2 separate regions of the Homo sapiens genome follow, and region 1 is linked to region 2. A link is a contact called in ENCODE Hi-C or POLR2A ChIA-PET data. All regions are on one chromosome and are shown on one strand. The core of a region is the stretch at or near the end of the contact, and the rest is flanking DNA. Distances in the headings are between cores, read along the strand shown. Region 1 has its middle 21 kb from the start of LRRC38. Region 2 overlaps LRRC38 (leucine rich repeat containing 38).

Region 1 (3,051 bases), core at 108-2,607, 54 kb before region 2:
GTGGCTCTGCCTAAGTGCTTCCCTTTAAAACCAGAGATGATTAACAGCATTTCCCTGATGAGCCAACCATGTCTGGATTAGAGTTGAAGGACTGTTGGAACCAAGAACTCACACCCATGGAACTGGCCTCTGGAGTGGGGACAGTCTTGTGGGACTGAGCCCTGGGGTCCTCAGAATTGTACCTTCCAGCCGGGTGCGGTGGCTCATGCCTGTAATCCCAGCACTTTTGGGAGGCCAAGGTGGGCAGATCACCTGAGGTCAGGAGTTCGAGACCACCCTGGCCAACATGGCGAAAACTCCATCTCTACTAAAATACAAAAATTAGCCAGGTGTGGTGGCATGCGCCTGAGGCAGGAGAATCACTTGAACCCAAGAGGCGGAGGTTGCAGTGAGCCGAGGTAGTGCCACTGCACTCCAGCCTGGACGACAGAGCGAGACTCCATCTCAAAACAACAACAAGAACAATAAAAGAGAATTATACCTTCCATTACCTTCCTTTCCTCCGAAGTACTTGGTCCAGGGCTGATTAAGGGCTCTGTGTGCACACAGGAGGTGCTCAATAAATGCTTACAGACTAACGTGGTTCTTCAGACATACAATTTGCTCATTTTGCTTAATCTATTCCTTTTCTTAAATGATTTTAGGCTTGCCATGCCCCACCTATTTCCCTTCTGCCACTCAATCCCCTCCAAGGCCTGCTCTACCTTGTTCATCAAAGGCCCCACCTGTAAACTGCTAGGACATGTGTTCATGTCTGAACCCATCACCTGGAGATAGGATGGGATCTGTTAAAGAAAATCATTCATGACAATTGTTAAAGCGGTGAGGCAGGCTTTATTCTGGACTATCAGGACAGGTATAGGGATTGCTGTGATGGGGTTTTGCAGTAGTGGAGAAAGATTGGCTTAATTCCCAGTACAAAGAAAAGCGAGCATTTACAGCCAAAGAGTTGGGGGAGCGGGGGAGGACAGGAAAACTGTTGGGAAGAGAAGACAGAAAGCGTAGTGAGAAGACAATTGAAACATGTCTTGGGGATGGAACCAACAACCCTCAACTTCAGAGGAACAGTGAGTGTACCATTCTCTGACCTGCCGGGTGGTAAGTTACTGTGGGCTTATTTCATCTGTTGACCTAGCCCGGCCACTTATTAGACAGAAGATTCCCTAGGAAGGAACTTCAGGCATCATCTAGCCCAACAGGCTTATTTTAGAAACAAGACAGAAGACAAGAGCGGTGACAGATTTGCTCAAAATGACAAGTGAGTTAGAGGCTGCACTGGCCCCAGAAGACCGACCTGCTGACTCGTAATTCTGGGCTTTGTCATCTGCCCAGAGCTGTACAGATAGTGACAACCATGGGTGTGCTGGGGCCAACGCCTGCCCCTCCTACGAGCCAATCATGTCCAGGAATTTTGCAAGGCAGTTGATAAACACAGCTATTATTAAAAATTAAATTATATAAACTTACAACTAAGTGAATTATATTAAAAAGGAAAGTAATCATGGATGTTCACAGCAGCACTATTTACAATAGCCAAAAGGTGGAAACAACTCAAACGGCCAGCAGCAGGTGGATAAACAAAATGTGGCCTATCCATACAATGGAATATTATTCAGCTATAAAAAGAAATGAAGTACTGGGGTCAGACACTGTGGCTCAGGACTATAATCCCAGCACTTTGGGAGGCCAAGGCAGGAGGATAGCTTGAGTTTAAGACCAGCTTGGAGTTCAAGACCAGCCTGGACAACATAGCAAGATCTTGTCTCTACAGAAAATTAAAGAAAAAAAATAAGTTGGGCATGGTGGTAGTAGTCTCAGCTACCCATGCTGAGGAAGGAGGATTGCTTGAGGCCAGGAGGTTGTTGAGGCTGCAGTGAGCCACTATCATACCATTGCTCTCCAGCCTGGGCAACAGAGCAAGACCCTATCTCTAAAACAAAAGAAATGAAGCACTGATACATACTACAATATGGATGAACTTCGGAAACATTAGGCTCAGTGAAAAAAGACAGACACAAAAGGCCACATATTGTAGAATTCTATTTATACAAAGTATCTACAATAAGCAAATTGATAGAGACAGAAATCAGATTAGTGGTTGCCAGAGGAAAAGGGATTGGGTATAACTGCTTACTGAGTAGGCAGTTTCTGTTTGGGATGATGAAAAAGTTCTGGAACTAAATAGTGGTGATGGTTTCACAACACTGTGAATATACTTAATAATACTGAATTGTACAAAGAAAATGATTAGAATGAGGCCAGGCATGGTGGCTCACACCTGTAATCCCAGCACTTTGGGAGGCTAAGGTGGGTGGATCACCTGAGGTCAGGAGTTTGAGACCAGCCTGGCCAACATGGCGAAACCCTGTCTCTACTAAAAACAAAAAAATTAGCTGGGCATGGTGGTGTGCACCTGTAATCCCAGCTACTCGGGAGGCTGAGGCAGGAGAATCACTTGAACCCTGGAGGCAGAGGTTGCAGTGAGCTGAGATCACAACAATGCACTCTAGCCTGGGTAACAGAGAAAGACTCCATCTCAAAAAAAAAAAAAAAAAAAAAAAAAGGAATGATTAGAATGGAAAAAAATAGAAAAGGTAATATATACTCAAAACCCATCTTGTCCTAATCATTTTACTACTTTTACTATTGTCTGTGCTTTTGTGATTATTGATATCTGTGTATCTGTATGGTAGAAATTCAAATAGAATAGAAATTAGAATAGAATAGAATAGAATAGAATAGAATAGAATAGAATAGAATAGGATTGTAAGAGCAAAATAAAAATCCATATCTATTCCCAAGTCCATGTTTGGCGACAGCATCTTGGCGGCTTGAAACCAGCAATGGTGGGAGTACTGACACCACAGCAATTGGAAAGCACTACATATCAGGACTTAATACACTGTTCTTAAAAAACCAGGTGCAGTTAAGAAAGGGATGGAGAAAATATGGCCAGGCCCAGTGGCTCGTGCCTGTAATCCCAGCACTTTGGGACGCTGAGGTGTGCAGATCACTTGAGGTCAGGAGTTTGAGACTAGCCTGGCCAACATG
Region 2 (2,841 bases), core at 294-2,793:
GCCTGGGCTACAGAGCAAGACTCTGTCTCAAAATTAAATAAATAAATTAATAAAATTAAAAAAAAAAGACACTGTGCCTCGAGGGAGCTTGTTGGGAGGGGCTGGGCCAGGCTGGTGCAGCCCTAGGTCTCGTGCCTGGGAGAGTGGGAGGCACGATGCAGTGGCCAAGCTCCAGAGCCAGACCAGCTGGGGTCAGGCCCAGCTCTGGCATTTCCCTGCTACATGGCCCCGGGCAAGTCACTTGCCCTCTCTGTGCTTCAGTTTGGTCAGCTATAAGATGGGGATACTTAGAGTGGCCTTCTGATCAGGTTGGCCTGAGGAATAAACAAGGCTAGTATGTTTTGTGAAGCTTGAAGTGTGCTAGGCACACACCAGGTGCTGTGAAGTATTGGCTTTCCTTCACTATTCTTAACTTAGACAGCTGACGGGATAGGTCAGGAAAAGGAGAACATTCCAAGGTCAGGTAGGAACATTGCAGGGATCCCATGGTCACCTCCATGTGCCGCATGCCAGCCCATCCTTCCACTGTCCTGCTGATCCAGCCCCCAAAGCCCCCTCTGTGAGCTTGCCCTTGACCTGTCTTGTGGGGCGTTGCACTTTCTTTTTTTTTTTTTTTTCCGAGATGGAGTCTTATTCGGTAGCGCAAGCTGGATTGCAGTGGCGTAATCTTGGCTCACTGCAGCGTTTGCCTCTGGGGCTCAAGAAATTTTCCTGTCTCAGCCTCCCAAGTAGCTGGGAGTAGAGGCGTGCGCCACCACACCTGGTTAGTTTTTTTGTTATTTTTAGTAGAGACAGGGTTTCACCATGTTGCCTGGGGTGGTCTTGAACTCCTGCATTCAGGCGATCCACCCGCCTCAGCCTCCCAAAGTGCTGGGGTTACAGGTGTGAGCCACCGTGCCTGGCCAGGCTTTGCACTTTGTCCTTTAAGTGTCCTCTTTTGTGCCTGTGTCCCTATGCCTCTCCTGTAAGACCTAAGCTCCAAGAGGCCAGGGCCACCTCTCTCTGTCTCTCTCTCTTCCTCCCACTCTCCCTGCCTTCCTTCCATCTTCCCTTCCTTCCTTTTGTATCCTGCATGGCATGTAGCATGAAGCCTCACCTGTTTTGCTTAATGCATGAATTAAAGGAAGCCATTTAATAACTAAATGTCTATTTATTGACTAAAAATAGGCCTGTCTTAGAAGGTTACTATCTTAGTCTTCTCAGGCTGCCATAAGAAAACACCATAGATTGGTGGCTTAACAAGCAGGCATTTATTTCCTCACAGTTCTGGAGGGTGGAAGTCTGAGATCAGGGTGCCAGCAGGGCTGGGTTCTGGAGAGGGCTCTCTTCCTGGCTTGCAGATGGTCGCCTTCTTTCTGGGTCCTCACATGGCAGAGAGAGAGAGAGAGAGAGAGAGAGAGAGAGAGAGAGGGAGAGAGGGAGAGAGGGAGAGAGAGGGAAAGAAAGTGAGAGGCAGAGACAGATTGGGAGAGCTCTCTGGTGTCTCTTCTTCTAAGAACACATTGGCCGGGCACGGTGACTCATGCCTGTAATCCCAGTACTTTGGGAGGCCAAGGCGGGCGGATCACAAGGTCAGGAGGTGGAGACAATCCTGGCTAACACGGTGAAACCCCGTCTCTACTAAAAAAATACAAAAAAAATTAGCCGGGCGTGGTGGTGGGTGCCTGTAGTCCCAGCTACTCTGGAGGCTGAGGAAGGAGAATGGCGTGAACCCAGGAGGCAGAGCTTGCAGTGAGCCGAGATCATGCCAGTGCACTCCAGCCTGGGCGACAGAGCGAGACTCCATCTCAAAAAAAGAACAAAAAAAAAAAAATAAAAAAAACATAAGAACACTAATCCCTGGCCAGATGCTGTGTCTCACATCTGAAGTCCCAGCACTTTGGGAGGCCAAGGTAGATCTCTACTAAAAATACAAAAAAATTAACTGGACATTGTGGTACACACCTGTAATCCCAGCTACTTGGAAGGCTGAGGCAGGAGAATCGCTTGAACCCAGGAAGCAGAGGTTGTGGTGAGTCGAGATCGCGCCACTGCCCTCCAGAGTGAGACTCCATCTTGTTGGAGGGGGTGGGGAGGAAGAACACTAATCCCATCAGGACAGCCACACCCTAGTTACCTAATCTCATCTAACCCTAACTGCCTCCCAGAGGCCTCACCTCCAGATACCATCACACTGGGGGCTAGGGCTTCCACATATACATTCTGGGGATCTAAATGTTTAGTCCATAATAGCCACCTAATGGCTGGGCCTGGTGGCTCACGCCTTTAATCTCAGAGCTTTGTGAAGCTGAGGTGGGAGGATTGCTTGAGGACAGCAGTTCCAGACCAGCCTGGGTGTATTAGTCTGTTCTCGTGCTGCTAATAAAGACATACCTGAAACTGGGTAATTTATAAAGGAAAGAGGTTTAATGGACTCACAGTTCCACATGGCTGGGGAGGCCTCACAATCATGGTGGAAGGTGAAGGAGGAGCAAACTCACGTCTTACACGGTGGCAGGCAAGAGCGCATGTAGAGGTGAACTCCCATTTCTAAAAACATCATGGTAGTGAGACTTATTCACAACCAGGAGAACAGTATGGGGGAAACCTACCAACCCCGTGATTCAATTATCTCCACCTTAACAGCTGGGGATTATTACAATTCAAGGTGAGATTTGGGTGAGGACACAGCCAAACCATATCACTGGGCAACAGAGCGAGACCCTGTCTTTACAAAAAAATTTAAAAGTCTACATAATAGCTATATACTTAGTAGAGCATTTCACTCTAAAGCAGTGATCCTCAACTGAGGTGACTTTGTCCTCCCCACCCAGGGGACACGTAGCAATGTCTGGAGACAGT

What was found. Hi-C counts contacts between places; a loop is a spot of excess contacts on that map. ChIA-PET counts read pairs that join two places held with the same protein, here RNA polymerase II (POLR2A). Pooled maps may share reads with other maps.
Region 1: a loop to region 2 is called in a map of PC-9, with 17 times the contacts of the local background. The contact joins two enhancer-like sites. A Hi-C loop is called at or near these places in 8 of 168 maps with a recorded cell type or tissue (PC-9, Right ventricle myocardium inferior, cardiac septum and 4 more), 1 of 37 single-sample maps with no recorded cell type and 13 of 50 pooled maps. POLR2A ChIA-PET finds 5 or more read pairs at or near these places in 1 of 52 experiments (activated CD4-positive, alpha-beta T cell).

The regions. Positions count from the first base shown.
Region 1 is chr1:13,533,682-13,536,732 of GRCh38, reverse strand. No RefSeq gene overlaps it. Among named protein-coding and RNA genes, the nearest start is that of LRRC38, 21 kb to the right of the region's middle. Within about 2 kb of position 1,357, at least 4 of the 41 ENCODE cell types and tissues checked have a DNase peak (open chromatin) inside an H3K27ac peak, as active enhancers do; they include gastrocnemius medialis and psoas muscle, where a contact is called at or near this core.
Region 2 is chr1:13,480,358-13,483,198 of GRCh38, reverse strand. The region is part of intron 1 of LRRC38 (leucine rich repeat containing 38); the gene reads left to right. Among named protein-coding and RNA genes, the nearest start is that of LRRC38, 32 kb to the left of the region's middle. Within about 2 kb of position 1,543, at least 2 of the 41 ENCODE cell types and tissues checked have a DNase peak (open chromatin) inside an H3K27ac peak, as active enhancers do; they include gastrocnemius medialis and psoas muscle, where a contact is called at or near this core.